7 separate regions of the Mus musculus genome follow, and regions 2, 3, 4, 5, 6 and 7 are each linked to region 1. Evidence: chromatin loops called from intact Hi-C (ENCODE). Cell type or tissue: gastrocnemius. All regions are shown on one strand.

The links. Hi-C counts contacts between places; a loop is a spot of excess contacts. Peaks named below come from ENCODE experiments on the same cell type or tissue, not always from the same donor. Only the 100,000 strongest peaks of a DNase experiment are listed, where the experiment ranks them.
Region 2: a loop joins it to region 1, with 4 times the contacts of the local background. A loop is called at or near these places in 15 of 42 quality-filtered maps.
Region 3: it touches region 1 in a loop (3-fold over the local background); 7 of 42 quality-filtered maps call a loop at or near these places.
Region 4: a loop joins it to region 1, with 2.3 times the contacts of the local background. A loop is called at or near these places in 9 of 42 quality-filtered maps.
Region 5: it touches region 1 in a loop (7-fold over the local background); 10 of 42 quality-filtered maps call a loop at or near these places.
Region 6: it touches region 1 in a loop (10-fold over the local background); 21 of 42 quality-filtered maps call a loop at or near these places.
Region 7: it touches region 1 in a loop (2.8-fold over the local background); 3 of 42 quality-filtered maps call a loop at or near these places.

What each region holds. Positions count from the first base shown.
Region 1 is chr11:117,382,722-117,386,721 of GRCm38, forward strand. No RefSeq gene overlaps it. Among named protein-coding and RNA genes, the nearest start is that of Gm34128, 27 kb to the right of the region's middle. In gastrocnemius, no CTCF peak of the experiment used is centred here; a DNase peak (open chromatin) is centred at 2,411; H3K4me3 peaks cover 583 bases; H3K27ac peaks cover 213 bases.
Region 2 is chr11:117,652,039-117,656,038 of GRCm38, forward strand. It overlaps Tnrc6c (trinucleotide repeat containing 6C), which reads left to right and starts at 2,251. Exons shown (of 22, transcript NM_198022.2): 1 at 2,251-2,648. In gastrocnemius, CTCF peaks have their summits at 2,253 and 3,666; DNase peaks (open chromatin) are centred at 2,184, 2,625, 3,056, 3,416 and 1 more place; H3K4me3 peaks cover 2,718 bases; H3K27ac peaks cover 2,940 bases.
Region 3 is chr11:117,707,868-117,711,867 of GRCm38, forward strand. The region is part of intron 3 of Tnrc6c (trinucleotide repeat containing 6C); the gene reads left to right. Among named protein-coding and RNA genes, the nearest start is that of Tnrc6c, 56 kb to the left of the region's middle. In gastrocnemius, a CTCF peak has its summit at 1,658 (motif pointing right); a DNase peak (open chromatin) is centred at 1,663; H3K27ac peaks cover 3,911 bases.
Region 4 is chr11:117,610,168-117,614,167 of GRCm38, forward strand. It overlaps 2900041M22Rik (RIKEN cDNA 2900041M22 gene), which reads left to right and starts at 1,080. Exons shown (of 2, transcript NR_015489.2): 1 at 1,080-1,267; 2 at 2,095-3,250. Gm35170 (a long non-coding RNA gene) reads right to left here. Exons shown (of 4, transcript XR_003949818.1): 4 at 1,656-2,483. In gastrocnemius, a CTCF peak has its summit at 1,900; a DNase peak (open chromatin) is centred at 2,961; H3K4me3 peaks cover 1,117 bases; H3K27ac peaks cover 1,555 bases.
Region 5 is chr11:117,784,894-117,788,893 of GRCm38, forward strand. It overlaps Tmc8 (transmembrane channel-like gene family 8), which reads left to right. Exons shown (of 16, transcript NM_181856.2): 6 at 1-48; 7 at 227-374; 8 at 1,494-1,664; 9 at 1,836-1,975. It overlaps Gm11723 (a long non-coding RNA gene), which reads right to left and starts at 1,254. Exons shown (of 3, transcript XR_003949820.1): 1 at 1,217-1,254; 2 at 1-837. In gastrocnemius, a CTCF peak has its summit at 1,635 (motif pointing left); a DNase peak (open chromatin) is centred at 1,592.
Region 6 is chr11:117,822,706-117,826,705 of GRCm38, forward strand. It overlaps Tk1 (thymidine kinase 1), which reads right to left and starts at 3,309. Exons shown (of 7, transcript NM_009387.2): 1 at 3,009-3,309; 2 at 2,896-2,927; 3 at 1,966-2,076. The coding sequence starts at 3,074. Afmid (arylformamidase) reads left to right here and starts at 3,214. Exons shown (of 11, transcript NM_027827.3): 1 at 3,214-3,301. The coding sequence starts at 3,245. In gastrocnemius, a CTCF peak has its summit at 2,144; DNase peaks (open chromatin) are centred at 1,509, 2,108, 2,781 and 3,150; H3K4me3 peaks cover 1,925 bases; H3K27ac peaks cover 2,975 bases.
Region 7 is chr11:117,677,150-117,681,149 of GRCm38, forward strand. The region is part of intron 1 of Tnrc6c (trinucleotide repeat containing 6C); the gene reads left to right. Among named protein-coding and RNA genes, the nearest start is that of Tnrc6c, 25 kb to the left of the region's middle. In gastrocnemius, CTCF peaks have their summits at 1,801 (motif pointing right) and 3,039 (motif pointing right); no DNase peak of the experiment used is centred here; H3K27ac peaks cover 1,725 bases.

The DNA of each region.
Region 1 (4,000 bases):
GTGTGTCCAGGGAAGGCCTGTGTGGACATCTTGCCACCCTCTCAGCTCTGGTGGGCTTCAGCAAGGATGGGCAGAATGAATTCCCTACGACAGAGATGGCTCATCTGTCAGAGGGCAGTCAAACCAGGCCCCTGCTGCGGGCCCTGGAGCTCCTGTGTTCAGCCATCCCCAGTGTCTGGCTGTCCATCTCAGGCAGGTGGATCTTTCTCATCTCTTTCCATCCTTCTCCCTCAGCCACTCTCGGCAGAGTCATGGGACTTGTGGCCTTGTCACTGGACTCGGAGTTAAACTTGCCAGACCCAAGGCAAGTGGCCCTGACAGTGAAGTGGCCTCAGGGACCCTGATGGAGATGTTCACACGTTTCCAGCGCAGGCTGACCCTGCCGTGGGCACCTGCTGGGACCAATTAGAATCTCTCGGTCGGGCCAGGGCTCATTTGCATAAACTCTCATCCCCAGGAAAATTTTCTCCAAGAGGCTTCCTGCTCTGCGCTAATTAAAGAAGACTCCCAGTGTTCCTTTGCCTGTCAGGGCTCAGTCCCTGTCTCCAGCAGGTAGCCAGAGAGAGAGAGAGAGAGAGAGAGAGAGACAGAGACAGAGACAGAGAGACAGAGAGAGAGACAGAGAGAGAGACAGACACAGAGAGAGACAGAGACACAGAGAGAGAGAGAGACAGAGAGACAGAGAGAGAGACAGAGAGAGAGACAGACACAGAGAGAGACAGAGACACAGAGAGAGAGACAGAGAGGGACAGAGAGAAACAGACAGAGAAAGAGACAGAGAGAGCATGTGTGTGTATGCAAGTGCACGGATGTGTGTGTGTGTGTGTGTGTTGGTGTCGGTGTCTTCCAAGACTCCCACCACAACCAAAGGACAGACCTGTCTCTGGGATTGCCATTTTATTGGGATTACCAATATAAGGTTTTTATTTCAATGAAAGGCTTTTCTGGGGCTGAAGAGGTGGCCTGGACAGTAAACATGCTCACTGTGCAAGCAGATCCCTGGCCAGCCACGGTGCTCCGTGTCTTTTACTCCCAGGGGATGGGGACAAGAGGATCTCCGGAGTCCGCCGACCAGAGGGCATTTCAGGTTCGATGAGAGACCCAATCTCAAAAATTAAGGTGGAGAAAGGATGTTTGTTGCTCTTACAGAGGACCTGAGTTTGGGTCCCAGCCCCCACATGGTAGCTCGCAGCCATCTGTAACTCCAGTTTCAAGGACTCTGATGCCCTCTTCTGACATCTGTGGGCACTAAGGATATATGCAGAATATATATACCACATACAAACATACAGGGCAAACATAAAATATATTAATAAAACATAAGGTGGAGAAAGACTGAGGAAGATACCTCATGTTAACTAGTAGCTTCCACAACCTCATGGCCCCATGCTGGTGTGTGCACAAACACACACACATACTCAGAGAGAGAGAAAGAGAGAGAGGAAGAGAGAGAGAGAGAGAGAGAGAGAGAGAGAGAGGGAGAGAGAGAGAGAGAGAGAGAGAGAGAGAGAGAGAAACACACACACAACACACACAGAGAAACACAGAAACACACACACATACACACACACACACACACACTTCCTTATAGGATCCTCCTTCCCCTGGACTCCTTGAGACCCCGCCAGGTTCTCCCTGAAGTTGTTTAATGAGCTGTCCCAGCACTGTCTGGTCGCCTCTCTCTAAGAGGCCTCAGTCTGTTTCCCAGCCCTTCCCCGACAGGAGCTTACAGCTGAGCCGCCTTAGTGAGATGTAAGTTCAAGGAGTTCAAGGAGAGGTTATTTCTATTTTTGGCATGTGGAAGGCTCCTATGAAGCTGTGGGGTTAGGCTGGAAGGACGTGCCTCTCGATAGAGTCGCTCGGGTTTCTGTCACCCTTCATCCTTTTTATTTCCGACATTCTCCTGAGGTTTGCCTTGGGACAGAAGCAGGCGCCAATTGAAAAGGAATGAAGGAGCCAGGCAGGAGTCCCTTGGAGATAATCCTGGGAATTGATTTGGGGGCCTAATTGGTTATTGGGAGAGGGCTGCTGGGGCATCCAAGACCAGCATTTCCCGGCTCCCCTTCCAGGAGGGCGGCGTCTACAGGTGTGGACTTGGAGGAGTAATGACCCAGGATCTACAATATCTTCGAGGCACTATCTTGGTCCCAGGAACTTGACCGAAGGTACTACACATTTGTCGAAGCAGAGAACCCCAAAGCTGCAGGGGGAGGCAGCATTTCGAGACTGTGAACGCACTCGGCTCACCCACGTGAGGAGTCACAGACGCTGTTAGCTGGTGGATTCCAGGAGTTTCTGGCTTCCTAGAACTTCAGCCTAAGAAGCTGGGGCAATTCAAGAAGTGGCCACGGGGTGGCAGTATGGAATCAAAAGCCCTGCTGGCATCCGCTGATCCTTAGCTTGAGATTTCCAAGCTCCTGGAAGCCGAGCCTGCCGCCCCATGCCGGCTCCGCCAGAGCGCCTCCTTAATTTAATCGCCTGTCCACCGAGCTGAGAAGAAGCCTACACCATCTTTTCAGCCTGGGCAGTTCCCACTGTTCCGAGTCTGTCAGGTTGTTTAGTAGCTGGGCTGGGAACATGCTGATAAAACAGTTAATTTCTATTTGCTGTTGCAGCGTAATTGGATGAACATGAAAGCAATTAAATATTAAAACATACAAACAAATAACCAAGTCACCGTAATTAGCCAAAGTTTGATCACTGTCATATTTATTTAGGGAGAGGTGATATGTCTCAGCAGGTGACATTTTAAATACCCCGGGCCACTCTGGGGTTGTCTTTGGAGAATGTTGAATTATGTAGGGAGAATTTAATTAAACCCTGTTGTAAATCAGTTGTGATGACGGGGGAATGACAGCCACATGTTGAAAAGAGAATTAGTCCACAGCGAGGGATATTAATTAACTCTTTTTCTGAAGGCTGGCTCAGAGTGGCAGTCAAAAAAAAAAAAAAAAAAAAAAAACAGCCCTTTGACGCAGGAAGGGGACCATGCCTGCTATTTTTACAACTATCATCATTATTTATGGATTGAGTTTCTTCAATAGCTGGTGTGGCTGATAGACACACACCATACACGAGATTAAACAGTTCTCTCCCGGGAGCTTGGGACGCCGCGTGGGAAGGGCGGTGGGATGCAGGAAGATGGGTACAGGAACCAAAGCCCCACTTAAAGGTTTTGGCTCCTGAGGATCTGAGCATGCGCACAGGGGTCAGAAAGGAAGCGCAGACTGGAGCTTTGGAGAGAGAGCCAGAAGCCAGGTAGCCCGATCTGTACCTGTGAGGACAGGAATGGGGCTCAGGGAGACACATTTGCCTGTATTCCTAGGACCCCTGAGGGACAGTCCCTGTGCAGTGTAATCTAACTCAGCCAGTGGGATCAGAGCCATTCCTAAATTTTGAGATCCAGGAGGCTCAGGGTCAGCTGAAGGCGAAGTGATAAGATTAGTTCTGAAGTTCTATGGAGATGGAGAGCTGCCTTTGTCCTACCCAAGCCGGCTCAGGGCAGGAAGAGTTGCCCCTAGGCTTGGTGACATTGGCTTAGGTAGGAGGCAGCCAGGACGTGCTACCTGAGCCTGCAGCATAGCTGTAATATCAACTACTTGGGAGACTGAGGCAGGAGGATTACGGGTCAGAAACCTCTTGTGCAACTTAGATTTTTGTTTCAAAAAAAAAAAAAAAAAACAAAAAAACAAAAACAAACAACAAACCCAAGAAGAATTCCAGGCAGAGCTCAGAGGTAGAGCGCTCAGGGGCTCTAGTAATCTCCTGCACCAAAACAGCCCCGAAGAGCAACAAAACCCAGTGACCTGAACACCCTTGCATCCACGGCCTGGCTACTGTGGGGCTACGGGGAGGTTCTGTTGCTAAGGTCTTGTTCCCCAATTAGTTCTTGACTTGTCGATAAAGGCCAGGGGCCAATTGCTGGACAAAAGGTACAGATGGGACTTCCAGGTTCCAAGAGGAAGAGGAAACTCAGGAAAGGGAAGGGAACTTCTCTGCC
Region 2 (4,000 bases), 270 kb after region 1:
CTATCCCCACCTATGTGGGCCTTTTTATCCAGGTTACCTGCCATATATGTTTTCTAGGAAGGTTCACAGCAATCCAAAGCTCTGCTGTCTTCAGCAGCGTGAGCTGCTGCCTGCGATTGCCCCTGCCCGCCCGTCACCTATTCCTGAGCTGTGGCAGACCCTGATAAACACAGTGCTCCAGGTTCCCTTGTCTCCCTGCTGTTTGCTGTTGCTTCTCTCTTCAGTGTCCTTCCATGAGCTTCTGTTATTGCTTCTGTGACCTCCCTCAAGACTTAGGCTATAGGTCCTCTGGGAAGGTCTCTAGGAGACAGGCTACCTTCCAGAACACTTTCATGGAAGGTAATCATACCGGTTTTTTTATATATCGTGTGTGCATATACATGTGTGCATAGGTCAGAGAACAAACCTCAGACATCCTCTGCCTTGATTTTTTTTTTTTTTTTTTTTTTTTTGTCTTACCTTGTAGCCCCGGTTGGCCTGGAACTCTATGTAAAACGAGGCTCACCTTGAATTCAGATGCCTCGTTGTCCAGAGTGCTGAGATTAAAGATGTGCATCACATCTACCAGTCACCTTGTTTTTGGGTCAGGATCTCTCACTGGCCTGGAACTTGCCAATTAAATGAGGCAGACTGGATAAGGAGCCTGTGGAATCTGTTTCTGCTCCCTCAGCACTGAAATTACTGGTATGTGCTACTATGCCAGGCTTTTAAATTGTGTGTGTGTGTGTGTGTGTGTGTGTGTGTGTGTGTGCGCGTGTGCTCAGATACACCAGCACCAGGGAATGACCCCAGTGCTTTGAACATGCTCAGCTGACACTTTACCTCTGAGGTACACCCCTCTTCCTCAAATATTCTTTCTACCACCACAAGTCCATATTCCAAACTATGAGTCTAATTTTCATTCCAAAAGATATAGCCCACCTTTTCTAGTGGTGTTAGGATATCTAAGGTAGGAAGAGATCCTTATTGTGCCAGGCTAAGTAAGCTCGAGGGGAGGGGACGATCACAAAGAAAGCTGGAAGAGAGGAGAGGTCATGGTCACAAAGTCAATGAATGGCAAGGACAAATGCTAAATGACGTCATTTTGGTTCAATATTCCAATAACTGAAGTTTTACAGTGTTGTTTGCACCCAGACTCTGGGCTCCTCATGGATTTAGCAATCTACCTAGTGCATGCTGTGTAACTGCAGGATGCTATTTGTGCTCCTTCCTGGATCATGTGATAATATCTGGACTTTTGAGACACAAAAGATACAGGTTCTCAGCAGTCAAGAATTAAACTGAAGTCAATAAAATGCTGAATAGAAAAGGCAGAAGTCTCTGTGAGAGCCACATCTGCCATCAGATCTTTCTAGGGGATATGGGTTTGCAGGATGAAAAATACACAACAGACGTTTGAAGCCGACTTCGGAGAGTAAGTAAATCTGACGACCAGAAGGCTTAAAATATAATAGAAAGAAAGGAGTGTACAGAGCTCACGGGACCCTGAAGGGAAACGAGAGCAGCAAGTCTGTTGTGTCCCTTTTCTCCACAAACATTTCAAAACATGACACTGGCGGCAGCAAAACTGCATCTCGAAGGTACTACTAGAGCGTTGTCTCTTCTTCCAGACGGGAACACATAGACAGGGAATGGCCTCTTACAGCACTGACAACTTTCAGAAGCATCGCGGATCTACCAGAACATCAGGGTCGGGAGTGGTGGTGGAGAGGAATTAGGCTCCTTCCATCACCCTCTGTGGAGAAAAATATGAGCTTTCAAAATCTTCCCGTGGCTTGAACAGAAACTTGAAAGGGACTCTACGGAGCGCACAGTGCTTCGGACCTTACCCACCAGATTATTACGTATATGTATACCAAGGAGGAGCCAAAGAATGGAGGACCACCGCGGGCTTCCCAGAGCCAGGAAGAAAATGCGGGGTGTGTAGTCTCAGCCCAGGGCTTGGGGTGGGCAGGTTGCGTTCGCTGTAGGGTGGAGTAGCTGCGGGGAAAGCAGGCCTCCCCAGGGGGCTGCTTTGCAGCCGGGATTGTTTGGCTCGCGTCAGAGCAATCCCCGGGGAGCCTCTGAGCGAAGGAGGGGGCCAAGAGGATGCCGCGAGGAGCGCGCAGCGAGCTTCTAGGCCGCGTCCCGCGCACGTACGAGTGTGCACCGTAGGGAGGTACAGGGCGTGTGCACGGCACGGGCCGGAGGCGCGCCAGTGCGTGCGCCAGGTTCAGGGCGCCGCTGCGCAGAGGGCCAGCGCCGCCGGGCGAAAACGCTGCGCAAACCCGGGATACGGCGGGGCGCAGAACCGGAGAACGGAGGCGGCTACGCAGAACTGAATCTGCGGCCCTTTGGTGCGCAAGCTAACGCGGAGTCACAGTGCCCAAAAGCGTGAAGGCAAGCGGCCACGGGAGAATTCCGCACGGCTCTCCGCATTGACCGGGAAGGAGCGTCAGCTCCGAGGAAAGGCGCGCGTCCGAGGCGCGTGAAGAACGCGCAGCTCGCACCCCCGCGCGCTCCACGCGCGGTCTGGACGACCACAGCGCGGGCGGGTATTAGGGGAGAAGGAGGAGGCGTGGTCTTTTCGTGACGAACCAATGGGATCGGGAGCACTGCCTGGAGGCGGAGCTCAGGATCAGGGCGCTGATTGGCCATTCCGCCCTCCGGTATGCAGATGCGGTGGGAGTCACGTGCCGGGGGCCGGTACGACTTCCTGTTGGAGGCCCACGCGGGGCGGGGCCGGGGGCGCGAGCGCCGCGTCTGGCTGGAGCGGGGGGAGGGGGGTTCTTGTCAGTTAGAGCAACAAGATGGCCGCGGTGGCAGCTCCGCACCTCAGCGCGACGGCCCCGGGAGCCGCAGCCGCCGTCGCCGTCCGCGTCGCCGTGCAGCCCTGAGAGCCGCCGGGTCACCCCGGCCGCCCCCGTGACAGGCGGTCCTCGCGCCGTCGCGCTCCCGCCGCCGCCGCCGCGGGCCCGCTCGAGCCGGAGCCTGAGGCGGAGGGAGCGGAGCGGCCCCGCGCCCAGCCGCCCATCGCCGTCCCCGCCTCAGACCCGGGCTGCGTCCGAGCCGCGGCCCGCCGAGACTTAGGAGCAGGGCGCGTCGCGGCGTCGCGGGCACTGGACCTGGACCTGCCGGGACGTGCCGCCGCCCACCCGCCGCCCGCGCCCGGACTCGATCCTGCGGCGCCGGCACTGAGCGGGCCCCCGCCGCCGGAGCGCCCCCGAGGGCCCCGGGCGGCCGAGAGCGACCTCTCCACCGCCAGGCCCGCGCCGCCGGAGCCCCGCGGAGCCGCCGCCGGGGACGGAGCCCAGGTGAGAGCGCCACCGCCGCAGCGCCCGGAGGTCTTCGGGCCCTTTGTTCGGCCGAGCCGGAGCGCGGCGGCCCCGAGCTACCCGCGTGCGGCGCCGGCCGGGGTTGACGGGCGGAGGAGAGGCACGGACTGCGAGCTCCTGGCCGGGCGTGCGACATCGGGATGGGGACCCAGGGGTCGGACACTTAGCCGTTCCCCCCAACCCCCGCGCTCGCTCTCTCGTTCTCTTAAAACTAATGCAGTGGTGGATGATACCCGCTCCCCTTGCATGGTCCCCTGCAGACCGTGCGTTCCCAAAGGGTGGCATACACCGATCCGCAGTGTGGCGTTGTTTGGTGAGCCATGGGCGACCCCGAGGGCCCCCTACAGTTGTGAAATGAGGTGGATTTATTTGTAACGGTGTTGCAAACGGATTGCGGAGTGCTTGCGTGCTAGGAAGACGCACCGCCACCGCCGCCAATGCAGCTACCTCGACCGGGTTAACAGATAAGGAAACCCGAGCGCCCCGACGCCGTCTCTGCTTTTTTAGGGTAGCTTGGTCCGCGGCTTCGCCAAGTAGGTGAGATGTAGCGAATGCTTCCGTAGCAGTTAAAACCTGCAGATGTGGACCTGAAGCTGTCCCCCACCCCCATCTCCCTGTGCGTTGGCCGGGCGAGGAGACGGTTGGCGCGCGCGCTGCGCGTCGCTGGAGGAATCTTGATGAAGGAT
Region 3 (4,000 bases), 330 kb after region 1:
ATCCCTGGAGCTAGGGCCAAGCCTGGTCTACATAATGAGCTTTAGGTCAGCCAAAACTACATAGAGAGACCCAGTCTCAGGGAGGAGAGATAGAAAAACCCTTTGTCCTTGTCTCATGGAGGATGGATGTAGATCACAACTATCCACTCCACACATCTTTAATAACTGCAGTGACTGCTGGGCAAAGAGTGACTTGGTTGGATGAGGGAAGAAGTTACGGAAGGGATCTGAGGGTAGTGCTGGACTGAGATCTGAAAGGTGACTAGAATTTCATAAGCCTGGATAAGAGACAGGAGAGAAGTTAGACCCCCACAGAGAGAACAAGCTTTGCTGGGCTTAAGGGTGGGTGGTAGGACATTTTCCAGAACAAAACAGAAGATTAGTGTAGCACCTGACGAGTGGCAGAGGAGAGTGTGTGGTCAGGGCTACAGGGAGTGGCCCCCTTCCTTCTCCCCAGCTTCTCTCACTGGTTCAGTGATTTGACATGGGCTCTCTCTTCTGGCAGTTTGAACATTCTACATTTGCTGGGAAGTAGACCAAAATTTTAGCTCTTTTTCACAATTTACTAATTTATTAAAAATATTGCATGCAGCCCTGTGGAAGTTGTATTCAGCACATTTGTATCCTAGAACACCTGAGATCCAAGTCTACTCAAGGCTCTTTCTGAGGTGGAGGAAGCCCTGTATGTCCCAGAGTGTACGCACTTGAGGGTAACAGACTTGGAACAGGATGAGGGGAGCACTGGCAAGCTTTGTGCATCCTCGGTCGTCTGCCCAGTGTGTTGCTGTGGTAGAAATCGACATGGATGAGTTCAAAAGACCTGTGGTCATTAATGCTGTATGGCTCACTCAGCTTGATACAACACAGCTTTCAACCTTATTATTCTTATTGTTAGTAGCCACTATAAATATAACTGTACAGTTAACATTAATGTTATCTAGGGCACAATATTGAAAGTAGCACTTAATTTAATTTGAATACCTTTCGGAGTAGCTGGCGCGCTGCATGTGGTGCAGAGTATCCTTGCAAACGTCAGTTCTCAGGCCCACTAGATCACACAGATGGCCCCTTGCTGCCATCTCCCTACAGCCAACACCTAGATAAATCAATTGTGCAGTTGTTGAACGAAGGGCACCTTCTTCTTCAGAAGACCATGAGGCAAAGAAAGGCACCAGAGAGGTGGTTTGTATCTTAAGCAGTGATGGCAGTCTGACCATGCACACTACACTGAGAACTCTTTAGCAGCAGAGCATGGGAAGGCACGGGTAGGCAGCAGGTGGCATCCTGTCTCTGATGCCAGCAATGCCAGGAAACCGGAAGCAAGGCTGAAAGTCAGATTCAACACACAGGGGTCCAATAGCACGGCCTGGAGAAGGCCGGGAGCATAAGGAGAGCACGGTCACGGCTGTGGCTGGCTGGCTGAATGGCCCAGGACCTGAGGCACAGTTCTTGTTCCGTGGCTCTTTAGAGATGCTGAGACCGAAAGGTCAGAAATATTTACCAGCTGACATCTGATCTTCTGGAGCCTGGTCTATGGAGGACTTGGCGAGCTGGGCCAGATGGGACCATGCTGCTGAAGTCCTTAACAGAAAACAGAAAACAGAAAATGACTTGTTAGAATAGAGTTTTCAGGGATTGTCTCTTTCTTAAATAATGTATCTATCTTTTGCCAGCAGGTGTCGCCCTCACTTAAGAAAAACATGAAATGCCTATTAGGCAGTGAAACTAAGACTTTTAGCTTGCTGAAAGCTTTTTAAAAAGGTTAACTGTTCCTTTGAAATGTGGCCCTAGATGCATTTGTCTGAAGAAGAGGATGGCAGAGTGGTCTTGATACCCTATGTCTTTGGACAGGAATAGAATCAGAAATTTAGATCTGAAAACAGAAAACCAAAAAATACTGGCTTAATCAGAAGTTTTCTCAGCACACTATATCTCGCAGCTCCCCCTGCTCAGGGTTGTTGGCTGGCTACCTCACTGCTTGCTTGTCCAGCCATCTCCTTTCTCGGAGTCCTAAAGGACCAGCTCAAAGTGTTCGCAGTTCTGGCAGCTGGAAGCAGGCTGTGAAAAGAAACATGTAGACCAAAAACTGAGCGTGTTCATGCTACTCTCCAGGCTTCCCAATCTCTGTTACTGTGATATATAATAAGTTATGTTTCTCCATTTGGGTAGCTGAGAACTGAACCCTGGTCCTCTGGAAGAATAGCCAGTGCTCTTAACCCCTGAGCTACCTATCTATCTAGCCCCAAGAAAACAAAATCTTATTTTTTTTAAGATTTATTTATTTATTATATGTGAGTACACTGTAGCTGTCTTCAGACACTCCAGAAGAGGGCATCAGATCTCATGACAGATGGTTGTGAGCCACTATGTGGTTGCTAGGATTTGAACTCAGGACCTTTGGAATAGCAGTCAGTACTCTTAACCACTGAGCCATCTCTCCAGCCCAAGAAAATAAATTCTTAAATGTAATATATTTCTGAGAAACTTGTTCAAACTTTTCTTGTTGGAGAGCACACTTCCATTTCCTGGAAAAGTCCTGTCCAGCAGAAACATCATGCAATGCAAAGGGCTGAGTGCGTACCTCAGTGATAGAGTGTGTAGGTTTAGCGCGTGTGAGGAGACCCTGGATGTGATCCTCAGGAGGGAGAGAAGACAAGGGGGGGGGGAGAGAGGGGGGGGGGAGAGAGGCAGAGGGAGAGGGAGAGGGAGGAGAGAAGAAATTGCATTTAGCTCACAATGATGACATGTGCCTATAGCTATACAGGTGGTTGAAGCAGAGGATCACTTGAGCCCAGGTGTGTAAAGCCAGCCTGAGCTCCATGTTTTGTTTTGTTTGAGACGTGGTCTCGTGTAGTTTGGGCTAGCCTTAAACTTGCTGTGTAGCTGAGATTACTTTGAACTCCTTATCATGCTGCCTGTACTGTCCAGTGGCTGAGATGGCTGGTCACAAGGGGACTCTCTCTGTCTTAGACTCACAGCACATCTCCGTAGCCTCACATGGTTACAATTTTTATTTTCCCAGTTGTTGATTCAGTTGGGTAAGAAATCATGGGTTGTGCTTCATTGCTGTCTACAGAAAGAAACACTTGGCTCATCCCCAGGGACTTATTGCTCCACTCTTGGATATCTTCATTTGGAAGGGAAATGACTTCCAAGTGGCCCTTCCCAGCTGACAACTGAAGATAAAGCCTGGACTCAGGGCAGCACTGGGCAGCACTGGGGTTTATTTGTTTCCAAGACAAGGCTATATGGGTGCCACTCTTGAATAGCCCAGAGCATGACTGAGAACAAAAATTTGGAGCCCGTTGGTGTGAAGGACCCAGAGAGTAAGGGGTAGGCAGCTGCTCCTGACCATCCTGCTGAGTGTGGCTCTCTTGTACTTGGAGCTCTCTGCTGGGATGGAGAGGAGGGGCTGATGCTCTCTGAGCACGTGCCTTCCTCTGTTAAAAATATCACCTCCCCTTTTCATTCTGTGACGATGAACAAGATCTTCACAGCAAAGAACGTGGTTGGGGATGGGATTCATATTTGTTCAAAATCATCTGCATTCTTTGAGGGAGTATGTGCAGAAGACCTGAGGATACAGGGCTGCTGTCTTTTCCTAGGGGACTTGTGTGTCCAGTAGTCTAAGAATACAAATAGTTTCTGTTCTGTGCCAGTAAACAGCAAACTTCTCCTGTAAAGGACTGGATGGTGACTGTTACAGAGTTAGGAGCCCATAACTGGTCTCTGCCATTTGTTTTCTCCCTCCCATCCTTTAAAATTGTGAGAAGCAATTTTCTGAGTTTCTGCCAGTCTTTACTCTCTCCTGGAGCAGTTATCGAGGAAAAAGGGAGGTTTCAGGGATATCACACACGCCTAATATGCCAGACAAGCAACATGGGACAAGGAACTGAATATTCTGTATTCATATGTCTTAGACTTTGGGGACTTAGATGGCAAGGAAAGCAGCGGACTCACAGCATCAGCTTACTTAATAGGAATTACTTTTTCTATACCA
Region 4 (4,000 bases), 230 kb after region 1:
ATCCTTGCTCCATTAGGTTGTCTTGTCATTTCAACAGGAAAAGTAGCCCAAGCTGGTCCTCAGAATGGAGCTCGAGGAGACAACAGACAGCTCCCTCCTCCCTCTTCCCTCCTCCCTCTCAGTGACTGTGGTTTCAGCCCCTAGCCTGTAGTATGTGATCAGGCAACCAATCAGATTAAAACCTACACCTCCTATGCTTTTAGAGCTAATTAACACAGATGTGGAAATGAGAATGACCCACCAGCCACAAAGGAAGACTCCCATGAAGATCGTATAAACTAGAACCCGCTCTGCAGAAGCCTGCAGGATAAGCATTTCCTGCTGCCCTCCTGCCCACAGCTTGCTTCGGGCTTCACTGTGGGTTCACGTGGGCCAGAAGCTGCCAGCACAGCCCCTGTGTGCACAGCCCAAGATGCATGCCTTTGGCCTATGAGGGAGAGAGACAGAGAATGTAAAGATGAATCTTGTTAACTTGACAGAATTGAGAACTGGATACAATCCTCCTGGGCTGGGGTCTTGGACTAAACAAAAAGGAGGAACAGAGCCTGGCACCAGTATCCATCTCTCTCTCTGCTTCCTGACTGAGGATGTCATGTGACCAGCATCCATCTCTCTGCTTCCTGACTGAGGATGTCATGTGACCAGCATCTCTCTCTCTCTCTCTCTTTCTCTCTCTCTCTCTCTCTCTCTCTCCTCTCTCTCTCTGTCTCTGTCTCTCTCTGCTTCCTGACAGAGGATGCCATGTGACCAGCTGTCTCCCACTCTGGCTTTCACACCATCCCCACAATGACCTTGAACTGTGAACCAAACAACCCTTTCCTTCCTTAGACTCCTTTTGTTGCTGGATCTTATCAGGAACAGGAAAATTATTTAATACAGAAAAATTCACTTCTCAGGCTCGGCCAGTCTGGGCTATGCAAGTCTAATAAAGAGGCACAAAGATTCCAAACTCCCCAGGCTCTAGGAGGACGCCCCACCAGGGATCTCCTGGAAGCTCCGCCCACTCTACACGCTGCAGGAACACCTCGGACCTCAGAAAGGACGGGCTTGCAGGAGTCTGCCCCGCCCATCACACACCCATTAGAAGTAGAGCTATGAGGCTAGTTGAGCTGGCCCGCTGATTGGTTATATGGTCTTGTGCTTCCTTTTAACTTCTCTGGGCTTCCACTTCTCCCTCGGCAAAACACACAAGACCACGCCTTGCAGCTGCACCGCGCAGATGCCTTCCGAGCTGTCCTAAAAGCTGGGATCTCTCCGGCAGTGCAGGGTGAGTATTTGGTTAGGAGGCTGCTTTCTTTATCCCTTTTATGAGAAAAAGGACAGACCAGCACCAGTTCCACCTTCCAAGTCGGAAGCTTGGGCATGTGCTAGTCAGACCATTTACCCGTTATCACCCAGCAAAGATGTGATAGCTCTGGAGTCTTCTCCAGGAACCTGCTTCAGATCCCGTATCTCAGACACTGTTTCCTAGTGCCAGCCTTGCTAGTCAGCAGAGAGAGAGAGAGAGAGAGAGAGAGAGAGAGAGAGAGAGAGAGAGAGACCTGACCAGGGTGGCTGCTGTCTTGATATCATAGCTCATCATTTTGTGTTCAACTTCACAGGACTGCAGACTAGCTCCCAGATACTTTGTAACAAATGACACCAAGACAGTGAGCTTAAAACAAAACAGTGAGGTTCAGGGGTCCAAGCCTCTGGCCAGGTCCTCCACTTGTGCTCTCATGAAGCTGCCATCCTAGTCTGAACTGCTAATCGTCTGAAAGAAAGATCCATCTTCAACTCAGCCAGTTGGTGTCTGTCAGTTCCTTGTGGGCTGTCAGGCTCGCACTATGTGGGCTGTTGGACCTGTTTCTTTGCTGACGATCAGATGGAGACCACACTCTACTTCTGGCTAAATAGCCCCCTCTATCAGCAACTCAGAGCTTATCCAGCTGCTTTGCCAAAGCCAGCATGGGGTGGAGGGCGGGGGGTGGGTATCATGGTCATTTGGTCAGGCACAGTCCCACCTTCAGACACAAAGGTGGCAGGAGTCATGGAGAACAATCTGGTGGCCACCATGTGACACGATAGTCACACAAGCATGTCCTCAATTTCCAGATTCAGGAAGAATGTCAAGAACAGGTGAAGGACCCACCCAGGCTCAGTTCAGTGGGAAAACGTTCTCAACAGCTTTGATGTCCCTGAGCTACATGCAGGTGGCGTTGGTACCTGGCTGGCTGCGGCAGATCCAGAGCAGAAACCACATCGGTGGGAGCCAGGAGACTGAAGAGCTTCCCTTCCTACTGCAGTCCTGTTACCTGGGGTTGGCCGGTCTGCATAGTGTGGAGTCAGCACCAGCTGAGGATGTACACATCGGTTGACATTGGCCAGTGCTGCTGCTTCTGCCTCTACCCAAGTGGTCATTGTTGGGAGGGAGGTCGTTGGGCTCCAGAGGGCAGGTCGAATGTTGAAACTACCTGAAGTTCAGACCAGCTCCCAAACTGAGCCTTCGGAAGAAAGGCCTTTTGTTAGGGGAGCCTCTGGAGTGGGAAGAGAGGGCAGTCTCCCTCCCCGAATAGGAAGTCTGCTGGTGGTGATATCTAATGAAGACTTTTATGATAGAAATGTAATTGTTAAAAAAAAATTTTTTTTTTACATCGGTCTCAGAGCTTTCAATCCAAGAGCTCGATCATTCCCTCATTCATGCCCTAAATAAGCCCTAATTAATCTCGAGGCTGGAAGAAAGGAGGCTAGATTGCAGCTTTCTCTGTAAGGACACACTTCATATTTTGGGGGAGTTTGAAGAGGCTCTCAAGCACTTCCCTCAGTGGTATTTTATCAGCGGCTCAGAGCGGCTTCATTAGGCTGCTGAAGTTGCTAATTGCATTACCATATTTTTAAGCCTCATAGGTGCGGGCCAGGCTTGACATCTTCCAATGTGCCCAACCGTTTGCCAGCTTGGCATGTCAGAGACCCCTCGCACAGTTTGCCTCAGGTGCAAGGAAGGCGACCAGCACCAGTGTCTCAGGGGCCTGCTGGCCACCTGCTGGGAGGGAAGCCACTACCAGGTCTCATTCACTTGGCAGAGAGAATGTGGCTACAGAATCAATGTCGTGGTGAGGCTATAACTCCAGCATTCAAGAGACTAAAGCAAGGGCTGAAAGATGGCTCCATAAGTAAAGCCTCTGCCTCTGTCCCCAAAGCCACATGGTAGGAAAGAATTAAAGGGGGGAAAAAAAGCATAGCTTTAAAAGTTAATGTCGTCCCATGGAGTAGAAAAAAAAAAAAAACCTTCAATACCCTCGCCAAGGAGGGAAAAACAAAATGAGCCCATGTGTGCACGCATGCATTCTTGTGGGTAGATATAAACATATGTGCACACGTTTATTTACATAGACATGAATATCTATATATGTGTGTTTGGACAGATATAAAAATATAGGCATATATATGATAACTGTGCATATGTGTGTAGGTAGATGAAATACATATACATATATATGACTGTATCTAGGTAGATGTAAATATATGTGCATATATAAATACTATATGTTTACATAGATATAAATACATGCATATATATGGATATCTATATATTGCATATATATGGATATCTATATATTGCATAACTATGAATGTAGATATATGAGTATAAATGCATGTATATATTTATATAGACTTGAATATATGCAGATTCTGTATTAGTTACTTCTCTCATTGTTGTGACCAAATACTTGACAAGTACCAAATTAAGGGGCTGGCGAGGTGGCTCAGCAGTTAAGAGCACTGGTCGCTCTTCCAGAGGATCTGGGTTCAGTTCTCAGCACCCGCGTGGTGGCTCACAACTGTCTGTAACTCCAGTTCCAGGAGATCTGATGCCCTCTCTGGCTTCTGGAGATACTAGGCATGGAAATGGTATACACACACACACACACACACACACACACACACACACACACACACAGAGGCAAAACACTCGTACACATAAATGTTTAAAAAGCAACAAAACTTTGAAAAGCAGAGA
Region 5 (4,000 bases), 400 kb after region 1:
TAGCCCGATGGTCTGCCTGCTCCTCTGTTTCTGTGGGATACTGCAGAGGTGAGGGACGACCCCACATCCTCCAGGCCTCCATCCTTGGCCATCCTTCCCGGGCCACAGAGATCCTCAGTTGGCAGATAGATCACTGTGCAGTGAGACTCATCCTGGTTCCGCCTCCTGTATGGCGAGGGTGGAGGGACCCCCCCACCACCACAGAAATCCTTCCCCCTTCCACCAGGATGGCAGAAGGCCTACCCCAGCAGACACTCTTGGGTCAGCGCTACAGGACACCCCTCAGCGCCAAAGTGTTCTCATCCTGGGACTTCTGCATCCGGGTGTGGGAAGCCGCCACCATCAAGAAGCACGAAATCAGCAATGAACTGAAGGTGTGTGTGGCCAAGCGCACGAGTGTGGCTGGCGATGAAAGTGAGGGTGAGGGGCTGCGTGGGCGTGCACGCGTGTGCCCCGTGTGAGAACATGCAAATGTTCTAAGAATGTGTGAGCCAGACCTAGTGGCACATGTCTTTAATCATACCACTTGGGAAGCAGAGGCAGGAGGATGGCTGTGATTTCCAATTCAGCCAGGGGCTACACAGTGAGATCCTGCCTTAAAAAATAATAATAATAATGTGAGTGTGTCTAGGTATGATGTACATATCTGATCCCAGCACTGGGATCCAGGGCTGAGGCAGGAAGATCTTCCTGAGTTTGCTACTAACCTGGGCTACAATTGTGGAAGTGCCAGGCCAGCCAAGATTATGAGACAAGGCCCTGTCTCAGCGAGAGGTTGGCAAGATAGTTCTTCAGGTAAAGGGCCTTGCTCTGAGACTGCCGACTTAAAGTTCATCTCTGGATCCCACATGGGAGAAAGAACCAGCTCTTACAAGCTGTACTCTGATCTCCATGTGTGCACCATGACACTCACACACGCATGTGCACACACACACACACACATGCATGTACACACACACACATGCATGTACACACACAGTGTAAAAATAAAATTAAAAACCCAACCACAGGGGCTGGAGAGATGGCTCAGCAGTTAAGAGTACTGACTATGCCGGGCATGGAGGCTGGCACATGCCTTTAATCCCAGCAGGCAGAAGCAGGCAGATTTCTGAGTTCGGGGCCAGCCTGGTTTACAGAGTGAGTTCCAGGACAGCCAGGACTACACAGAGAAACCCTGTCTTGAAAAACAAACAAACAAACAAAAAAGAGTACTGACTGTTCTTCCAGAGGTCCTGAGTTCAATTTCCAGCATCCACATGGTGGCTCACAACCATCTGTGATGGGATCTGTGGAAGAGTATATCACATACATAAAATAAATAAATCTTTAAAATAAAAAAACAAACCGAACAACAAAAGGGGCGGACACACACCCATGTGTGTGTGGCTGGTGAGAGAGTGTATGATCAGGGGTGGCTAGTGATTGGATGAGGGTAAGTGTGGATGTGTGGATGTGGAGTGCTTCAGGGCCCCTCTCTGCTGCTGTCACGTCAGATGGAGCTGGAAGAGGGCCGCCGCGTGGAGCTGGCTCAACAACAGACCAGGGCCCAGAAGGCCTGCCGCCTGCTCACCTACCTTCGCACCAACATCCTCATTGTGCTCCTAGTGGTCGGAGCCATCAGCGCCATCTTCTGGGCCACCAAGTACTCACAGGACAACAAGGAGGTACAGGAGACTTGTAATCCTTTCTTTACCATTTGTTTGCTTTTCTGGTGTGAACGGTGGGAGGAGGTGAGTGCCCCCGCTTGGCAGATGAGAAAATGGAGGCTCAGGTCAAGGCCCTGCTTGGGAGAGCTGCATCTTCGGAACCCTGACCTTCCCTCCTACTCCCCACAGGAGTCCCTTTTTCTGGTGCTCCAGTACTTGCCTCCTGGAGTCATCTCCCTGGTCAACTTCCTGGGCCCCCAATTGTTCACAGTCCTGATCCAGCTGGAGAACTACCCTCCCGGCACTGAAGTCAACCTCACCCTGATCTGGTGAGCATACGGTGTGTGTGTGTGTGTGTGTGTGGCATTGTGGTTCCCGGGCCCTGAACTGGGACTCTCTATTCTTCACTACAGCCAAGGGATGGTGAGCAGTGCTTTTAGAACATTCAACCTTAGGGACCCAAATCTGAGGCTTCCCTGAAGAGAGCCATCAGCCTGCACCAAGCGGAGGGAGGGCCGTTCGGAGGGTTGGGATGCTCTTTGGCTTTGGGGAGTCAAACCAGCTGTGAACACTCACAAAAATCCCGCAGTTTGCTGGGGGGTTATGGAGGGTGTTGCTGTGGTGGCACACACCTTTAATCCCAGCACTTGAGAGGCAGAGGCACACAGACCTCTGTGAGTTCCAGGCCAGCCTGGTCTATAGAGTGAGTTCCAGGACAGCCAGGGCTATACAGAGGAACCCTGTCTCAAAAAAGAAAATGAAAAAAAAAATTAAAAATTCATCAGTTTGAGACACAACTCCTGCAAAGCGTGAGGGCTAAGCACCTGACCTTCAGCCTGGAAATGCTGGACCAGTTTCCTGCCTGTGTACCTCACCAGCTTCAGAAGTTTCTCCTCTCACCTCTCAGGGTCTTGCCTTCTCTCCTCCTCTGCATCCCTCATGGTCAATTCTGATTTGCTTTGAAACACACACAAGAAACAACTCGTGCCAGGCATGGTGGCGTAACTCTAGCACTTGAGATGCAGAGGCAGGGAGTCACAAGTTCAAAGCTAGCCTGGGCTACACAGCAAGATGCTGTCAAAACCATCAAAGTTAACATCTATCAAGAGGGCTTGGAGGGTATAAGCCCACGCCATGCAAGCTTGACAGCCTGAGCTTGGATCCCTGGAACACATGTACAAAGCCAGATGTGGTTAAAAAGCCAGATGTGGTAGCACACATCTGTAACCCCAGCACTCCTGTGTTGAGAAGGGAAACAGACAGGGACTCACCTGGGAGCACCCAGGCCAGCAACCCTGGAGCACACAGAACATCCTTAGAAAAGTGAGCTCTTGGGCCAGGTGGTGGTGGCACACGCCTTTAATCCCAGCACTTGGGAGGCAGAAGCAGGCAGATTTCTGAGTTTGAGGCCCGCCTGGTCTATAAAGTGAGTTCTAGGACAGCCAGGGCTATACAGAGAAACCCTGTCTTGGGAAAAGAAAAAAAAAAAAAAAGAAAGAAAGAAAAGAAAAGAAAAGTGAGCTCTTGCATCGACAGTTTGTTTGCTGTTTGTTTTTGAGACAGAGTCTCACTCCATAGGCTGGCCTTGAACTCACAGAGACCTGCCTGCCTCTGCCTCCCAGTGCTGGGAATGAAGATGTGTACCACTTGTCCCAGGCTTGCCTTTGTTTTTTGTTTTGGTTTTGTTTTAAGATTTATTTTGTTTATATGATTACACTGTAGCTGTCTTCTGACACACCAGAAGAGGTCATCAGATCCCATTACAGCCACCATCATATGGTTGCTGGGAATTGAACTCAGGACCTTTGGAAGAGCAGTCAGTGCCTTTAACTGAGCTGTCTCTCCTGCTTCCCTAAATGACAGTTCAAACAGCTGTAAGCCATCAAGTACTTGCTGGGATTTGAACCAGGATACTTTGAAACAGCAGTCGGTGCTCTTAACTGCTGAGCCACCTCTCCTGCACGCTGGTTTGGGTTTTTTTGTTTGTCTTTTAAGGTGCTCCAAAGGGCAGCCATCCCTGCCTCTCAGCCCCTGCTGAACTGGAGACCAAGCCTCGGTTACCAGCCCTTCTAGTCACACAAACACTGTACTGTCTAGGTTACAGGTATGCCACAGATTCAGGCCATCAGACTATGACACATTCAGAAACTACGTGTGGCATGTGTTTCTTTTCTTTTTCTTTTTTTTTTTTTTTTTTTTTTTTTTTTTGGTTTTTCGAGACAGGGTTTCTCTGTATAACCCTGGCTGTCCTGGAACTCACTTTAAAGACCAGGCTGGCTTCGAACTCAGAAATCCACCTGCCTCTGCCTCCCAAGTGCTGGGATTAAAGGCGTGCGCCACCACGCACGGCTAAT
Region 6 (4,000 bases), 440 kb after region 1:
CATGAGCAGCCCAAGGCGAGACGCATCCTGTTCTCAGTGTCTGGAATGGGGGTGGCCTTGGAAGCCAGGCAGCAGAGTGACCCTCTGGAACCCCTTCCAGTCACTGCCCTCCAGATTGGAGGACTCTCCACACCATGCGGCTGTCTGCTGGCAGAGCCAGGCTGAGAAGCCTCTGCTATAGGCCCCACTGGAGACCGCTTCCCGGCAAGGGAGAATCCACCCAGGCCTCTGAAGGCCAGCTTGGACACACTCCAGAACACCATTAAAGGATGCCGGGAACCTCTGCTCTAAGGAATGGAATGCTGGGCTGCACCCAGCGCCTTCTCCCTCTGGTTTCTGCCTCACTTTCAGAAACTAACTCAGAAAGCCGTTTCCCAAACCACAGACAAGCAGCATATAGTGGCATTCTTCCCAAGGAAAGCACCTCCTGGCCTACTTACTACCTCACCATCTTAAAATCTGGGAAGCTGGGTGTGGCCAACCACATCCGGAATCCTTGTATTTACATAGATCTGAAGGAGTTGTGGGCTGGGTGTGGGATTGCTAGCCTGTAATTCCAGGAGGAAGAGGAGGGAGGGTTACAAGTTATAACCCACCTATGCTACCTGAGACCTGCCTCAGTAAATGGGTTGAGAGATCATTTGTCATTCTTGCAGAGGACCTAGGTTCTACCCCCAGGAACCACATGGCAGCTGACAATTATCTATAATTCCTGTTCCAGGGAATCGGATGCTCTTTTCTGACCTCCCAGGGTACCAGACAAGCAAGTAGCGTGCAGATCTACATGCAAAAACCCTAAACAAATCAAAAACAGGATGGAGATGTCTGAATGTGTAAAGGGCTTGCTTTGAGAGCATACTGAGCCAGGTGTGGTGGGACATGTCATTGATCCCAGCGTTTGGCAGGCACAGTTGGATCTCTGTGAGTTCAAGGTCAACCTGGTCTACAGAGTGAATTCCAGGGCAACCAGAGGTCTGTAGAGAGTTCCTGTCTCAAAACAAAACAAAACAAAAAAAAGATATGGCCAATGAGTGTGGAACACAGATCTTATAACCCGAGGCTGTCCTCTGAACGCGGGTGTATGGTTACCTGTGTGCAAACACACACCTCCCTAAGAAACCAACCAAAGCTGGGCATGGTGGTGCACGCCTTTAATCCTAGCACTTGGGAGGCAGAGGCAGGAGGATTTCTGAGTTCAAGGCCAGCATGGTCTACAAAGTGAGTTCCAGGACAGCCAGGGCGACACAGAGAAACCCTGTCTCAGAAAAAAATAAAAGAAACCAACTAAAGAACACAACACAACACTCGGGCATCTTAAATTCTCTCTTCCCTCCCCTGGTAGAGGGGACCAGAGAGAGGACAGGCAACAAGCCAGCTGTGGCCACCACTCTAGGCACTGTTGCCTCCTCTGATTTCGGTCCTCCTGGATGCACATCCCGTCCTGAGCGCTGGCACCGTGGTTACAAAGACAGTTGTAAAGACCTCAGTACAGAGTCTGGCAGGAAGCCTGGCTTGAATCCCCAGGCCAACTCCCAAGTCCTGGTAGTTCTCGGCTCCACTTCCTGCTCCGCTTCAGAAACCTGCTCTACCCCAGGCTGCTCACCCTTGGCCCAGCTCCAGCAACCCCGAGAGGCACAAATTACTTTCTTGAACTCCTACCTACCCTTGGGCTCAGAGGGAAATGTCCAGTGGAAGGGCTGATAGATAGACAATTCAGAATGATGACGGCTACCTAATGGCAGAGAGCCAACTAAAGAGGGGGGGAAATATCTCTGGAGTCAAGAGGGCTGCAGCCTCTACCCAAGTGGGACCCAGGTTCTCCCAGCCTCCGTGGGTACAATGGACACTTGGGGACAGGTTATTCTAAGTAAGTTTTGAGCACTTATTCATATCCACTAGAGGCTAGCAGCAGTGTGCCCCGAGGCTTAGGGGTTTCCGAAGGGCAGGCTCAGGGGTAGGACTGACCGATCATGTGTGGAGAAGCTGTTGCTATAGCGCGTGTCTTTGGCATACTTGATGACCAGGCACTTGTACTGGGCGATCTGGAAGCGCCGGACTCTTCTCATCAGCTCTGTGCTGCAAGAATTAACCAGAGCACATGAGGCCCGAGCAAAAGGCGGGCTGCCACTACCACCTAGCGTCGGGCAGCCGGAACTGCAGCCGTTCACCCCATGCTGTTCTGAACAAAATTCAATTTTCATGAATGAACTTCAAAGTCTTTGACAGAATCACCAGAGAGCTTGCTTCTGGATCCCAGATCATGAGTTTGGCCCTCACCCTCGGGGCAAGGGACAAATTGAGGTGACACCAGACCATTCAGAAATAATGAGGTGCCTGGTATGGTGATGCACCCCAGCAGAGGCAAGCGGATCTCTGAGTTGGGCCACAAATAAAGACGCTGAGTTAAAAAAAAAAAAACAAAAACTAACCCCAAGATAAAGCAAAGAAAACCCAAGTAGTGTGTGTTTGTTATTCTGGGTGGGACTCCCAGAGTTTAGACCCTCACCTCAGAGTTAATTGGGCTCCAAGGCTTTAGGAGAGCTCGCATGGGGAATGAATGAGGAAACTGTCAGAGAAGGTGCCTAACTCCCAGGGGACACATGAGAGTTCGGTGGGCTCCTGGGTAATGTGGGCTGGGGTCTTCAATTGTACCCCCATGTGGTCCGCCTCAGCAAAGATAGGGTTCCCCAAGAGAAAAGGCTTGGGCAGGAGGATGGCAGCAATCCAGGAAATCGAATTTTGGGCGGGAATGTACACACAGAGGTCGAGCGCGTTTGCCGCCTAGTCAGAGGCTCCTGGGAAGATGGGGGAGGGGGGAGAGGAGAGCCAGGGCCTGCAGAGAGAGAGGCTGCAGAGAGAGAGGGAGGCCCACCGCCCCGAAGGCCCATTCATTACCTTTTCCCTGAGAACATGGGCCCGAGAATCACCTAGAAGAGAAGTCATTTAAGGGGTCTCCCCCTTGTACACCCCGCACCAGCCACCACCCGACCCCACTCCAGACCCCGCACCTGAATCTGCCCCCGAGTCTTGCTGGGGGAGCTGGGCAGCACGGTGGGCAGATTGATGTAGCTCATGGCTGCTGTGCAAACCTTAGTTAGCACCGAGAGTCCGTGGGTGGAAAAATTTCGACTTACTGCTCGCATTTGCCCGCGAACTCAAAAGGGGGCGGGACGAAGACAAGACTCGTCCCACCTCTCAGCTACGTGAAAAGCCTGGAGCTCGACCATCCCCTCCGGATCTGGCCATGGCGTTTCCTTCCCTTTCTGCGGGCCAGAATCCCTGGAGGAACTTGTCTTCGGAGGTAGGTGTGGTGCAGCCGCCCAGAGCCGGGACTGGAATTTTAGGATGCCCACAAGCCAAATTTCCAAGCGTTGAGCGCCAGATTTCTTCATTTTTCTCGTCATAGAGCAGGTTTAGCTTGTTAGCCTGGTTTTAAAGACAGCGAAAACTCAAGTTCCAGCAGGAACTAAGGGGCTTAGGGTTTGGACCTTACTCTGAGGTTGTGCAGTGTGATTCTGTGTTTCTGTAACTACAGTCTGGAAGGTGCCAAGGCTGGGGGTCCTTGCTGTGAGTCGCAAAGTAAGGCAGGCACCTTCAGGGACAGACTGTATTGAGCGGCTTCAGAATTCCCATGCTAAAACTCCTATGGCTCACACCGAGCATGCCCAGAAACCTTCTCACTCAGGAATTTGTTTGGTTACTCTGTCTGCCATTGGTTGCGGCAAGGGTTACCAAAGGCATACACAAAGCAGGACAACACATTTTGGCGCTTGCTGTAGTTAATTACCATTCCACTAGGATTTCTTGACTGGTTAGCTTGTATTAAACAGGCTTCTTTGTTTTGGTCACAGACAGACATCACTTAGAATCTGTTGAAAGTTAGGAACATGTGTCCTCGGGGGTGGCTCAAGCATTCAATTCCAGGCAGAGGCAGGCAGGTGACTTAAGTTCAAGGCCAGCCGGGTCTACAGAGTGAGTTCCAGGTCAGCCAGGACTACAC
Region 7 (4,000 bases), 290 kb after region 1:
TGTGAACTCAAGTGCATGTCCAGGGTGTGTAGAAGCCAATAGCAAAGGGGATATAGATAGAGTGCCAGTAGTCAGCCTGTAAGACCCAGGCTGGGAAATCTACAACCATCTGCCTTGCTTTTAATGCAGCCAGCACAACGAACATTTCATTTTAGCTAGCAAGCTTCATTTTAGGCCTCCATAAAGGGCTGTATCAGGGCAGTACAGAAAAGAGAGGGTCAGAGGAAGGTCCTTCACTGCTGACTGACTGTACATCCTCATCAGCCCTGCAGAGGGAGGGATGGTCTCTGCAGTTCTTAGCCCTTTCCCGATTCATAGACAAATTTCATCTTGTAGGTAGTAAATACCTGCCCCACCATTTTGCCTCTTCAGGTCTTCTTTAGCCCCCTTAAAACATACCCACTTTTGAACAGTTAACAAATCTGTTTAGTAAATCTACTCTGTTGTGATTACTGGGATAATGTCTGGCTCCTAGCTGTTCCTGACTACTAAAATTCCTGAGTAGGACTGGGTGTGGTGGTGCAAGAGGAGCTCAGTGAATTTGAGACCAGCCTGATATATATATATGGGGCCAGTGAGACCCTGGCTCAAAAACAAGGCAAGACTCCTGATCATTATTTCCACTTGAGCCTCAGCATCGCCTTCAAGTCCAGGCTTGTAAGTGAGGCAGTTGTGTTGGTTTTCCGTTGTTTATAACAAATGACCACAACTTACAGGTTAAAAAGCAGTGAGTTTTAGGTCTCAGTCCTTTAGGCCAGAGGACCAGCAGAGCAACGACCCAGCAAAGTTTCCAGATGGAGCCTCTATATAAGATTCTACTTGTAGGCTCATTCTTGTTGCTAGCAAAATTCAGTTCCCTGACAGATCTTTCTTTCTTTTCTGGCTACCAGAAATGCTCCTTACAACTCCTCCTTTCTCCCACTTTCAAGTCAGCAACTATGTTAAGTGCTCATCTTCCATGGAACTTCATCCTCTGCCTTGGCTCCCAAACCCAGATTTAAAGCATATGTGTGATTGGGTCAGGCCTACCTCAGTCTTAAAGTCAGCTGATGAGTGACGTGAAGTACACCTGCACGTCTCTTGAAAATTATACCTAGCTTGGTGTTTGAATGTCTGGGAGAAGGTTTATGTACACTAGGGGCTAAGACCTTTGAGGTAATCCAAAAATTGTGCCTCCCACAACCCAAAATAGAAATAAGGAAGTGAAAAGATAGTTGGAATTTACAGATTGAAAACCCAGAAAAAGCACCTCAGAGTGTAGCTGTTTTATTAAGAGGGCGTACATGTGTGTACACCTGAAAAGGGCATCGGGTCCTCTGGAGCTGGAGCTGCCATGCAGTGGCTGAGAACTGAACCTGGGTCACCTGCAAGAACAGCAGATACCTCCTAACTATTGAGGTAGCTCTCTGACCCCAATCAGCTAGTTTTTAAAGGAAAAATAAAACTAGATAAGTGGGTAATTTTACTAAATGCCTACCATTTAGGCAGTACATGTAATATCTGCTCCTTACATAAGAACATGTTAAAATCATAACAGGCATTTGAACTCACTGTGTATAGAAAGTGCATGTGAAGGAAGTAGAGTATAGGTCACTGGTAGAAGGTGTAGGCATGGCCCTGGGTTTCATCATTAACACAAATCAGACGACAGTGTTATTAAAAGAGGAAAGAAAACCATGGAGGGATGTTTGTAAATATGGAAAATACAGGGCTGGAGAGATGGCTCCACAGTTAAAGAGCACTGGCTGCTTTTACAGAGGTTCTGAGTTTAATTCACAGCAACCACAAGGTGGCTCACAACCATCTGTAATGGGATCTGATGCCCTGCTCTGGCACCAGGTGTACATGCAGATAGAGCACTCATATATGTGAAATAACTAAGTAAATCTTAAAAAACACTTTAAAACGTGGAAAATAAATACTACAGAGCTTTCAGTTTAATTAGTTTAGGTTTAAGCAATTCTGGGCTTGGGCTTTTTGAGGAATGATCCTAAAATTGAGCTCCTCTTACCTCTAACTCCTGGGATTATAGAAGCTTGTAACCATTCTTGGCTAGGGGATACTGATTATTAATTTCATTTGTTCATTCATTCATCCATTCATTCATTTATTGTTTTTTTTGGGGGGTGGTGGTGGGTTGTTTTGGTTTTGAAACAGGTTTCTCTGTATAGCCCTGGTTGCCCTGGAACTCACTCTGTAGACCAGGCTGGCTCTAAAATCAGAGGGATCCACCTGCCTCTGCCTTCCAAGTACTGGAATCAAAGGTGTGCACCACCATGGCCCAGCTTATTTATTTTGAGATTAGGTCTCATTATGTAGCCTTTACTGATGCAGAACTCTCTGTGTGGATCAAGCTAGTGATGAAATCAGAGGCCTACCTGCCTCTGCCTCTTGAGGCTTAGGACTGAAGTCATGTGCCATAATTTAAAAAAAATATGTAAAATATTTTAAATGTACTATTATGTGTAAGAGAAAGCGTGTGTGTGTGTGTGTGTGTGTGTGTGTGTGTAGGTCAGAAGACAACTTTCGGGAATTGTGTCTCCTTTCACTGTATGTTCTTCAGGTTGAACTCAGGTTTAAGTGGCAAGATCTTTTATCTGCTGATCTACCTCCCCAGTCCTACATAATGTTTTTCTCTTCAAAATATAATGAGATGATTGTAAATTTCACTTGAAAGGATGAAAGAATAAAGAATTTTAAAAGAGAAATAGTAGCAGTGACTGCAATTTTATGAATCTTGAATGTTAGTGCAGTTCCCATGGAGGTATACAGGGTTAGTGGAGGTCATCTGGCGCATGGGTTCAGTAGAGGAAAAGAGAGTCAGCAATGTATAGAGGAAAGAATTTGTAGTCCTGAACACTAAGTGATGTCCAGTGCTCTCAGCTATTTAAGAAAGAAATGAAGTGCCCAATGTCAAGAATTTGAAACTTCTGAAGGTAAAAAATAAAAAGGTAAACTTCTGAAAATGCAGAAAAGGTTAATGTTTCAATACTTTAAAGGAAAAAAAATGATTTATTTATATTATGTGAGTATACTGTCACTCTTCAGACACACCAGAAGAGGGCATCAGATCCCTTTACATACAGATGGTTGTGACCCACCATGTGGTTGCTGGGAATTGAACTCAGGACCTCTGGAAGAACAGTCAGTGCTCTTAACCGTTGAGCCATCTCTCTGTTCAGGTTAATTTAATACACATATAAACCCATAGAAATTGATGGAGAAAAACCCACAGACTAAGACAGAGTCAACATGGTCTGTGGTAGCCAGAGATACAGAGTTAAGAAAGAAGAGGAATCCTCAGGAAAACGAATTCATAGCAGATATAGGAGGTATGTCATTCATAATCAAGAATTGTGAATTAAGGCCATTGAGATAGTTTTTCTATTAGATTAGCAGAGATAAAAAATTATATTGTGTATATATGAGGAAGTTTTGAAATAAGCGCATTGGTGCTTAGCTAGGAAAAGCATTATTAAAGTGCTCAGCACTTTACAACAGCAGTTGAGTGATGTGCTGAGCCCTTCAGGAGTTACTTCTGAGGCATCCCTTCAAGTGGTGATGAAAGCACAAAAGAGGTATAGACAGCATGAAACAAAGACACCACTCAGAACTGGGATCTGAGTACACTATAGAGACCCAAAACAATTCTGTTTCGGCTTTCATAGTTAAGTTTGTGAGGCTTGGTTAAGAGCATTTACATGAAAATTGTGACAATCATGAGGTTTTGGGTTTTTGTTTTTAAAATATTCCCTAAAGCAAATGAAGCATTGTCTCTGAAAAAAAAGAAAAAAGTATTTTAAGTCTAAAAGTGTATGGACCCCTTAAATTCAAGCACCCAGAAAGCAAAGATAACCAAATGTCTGTGAGTTTGAGGACAACCTGGTGTACATAGCAAGTTCTAGACTAGTCAGAACTACTTAGTATGATTCTGTCTCAGAAGAGAAACAGAGACAGACAGACAGACTGTATGTTTGTGTGTCTGCTCTTCCAGAGGACC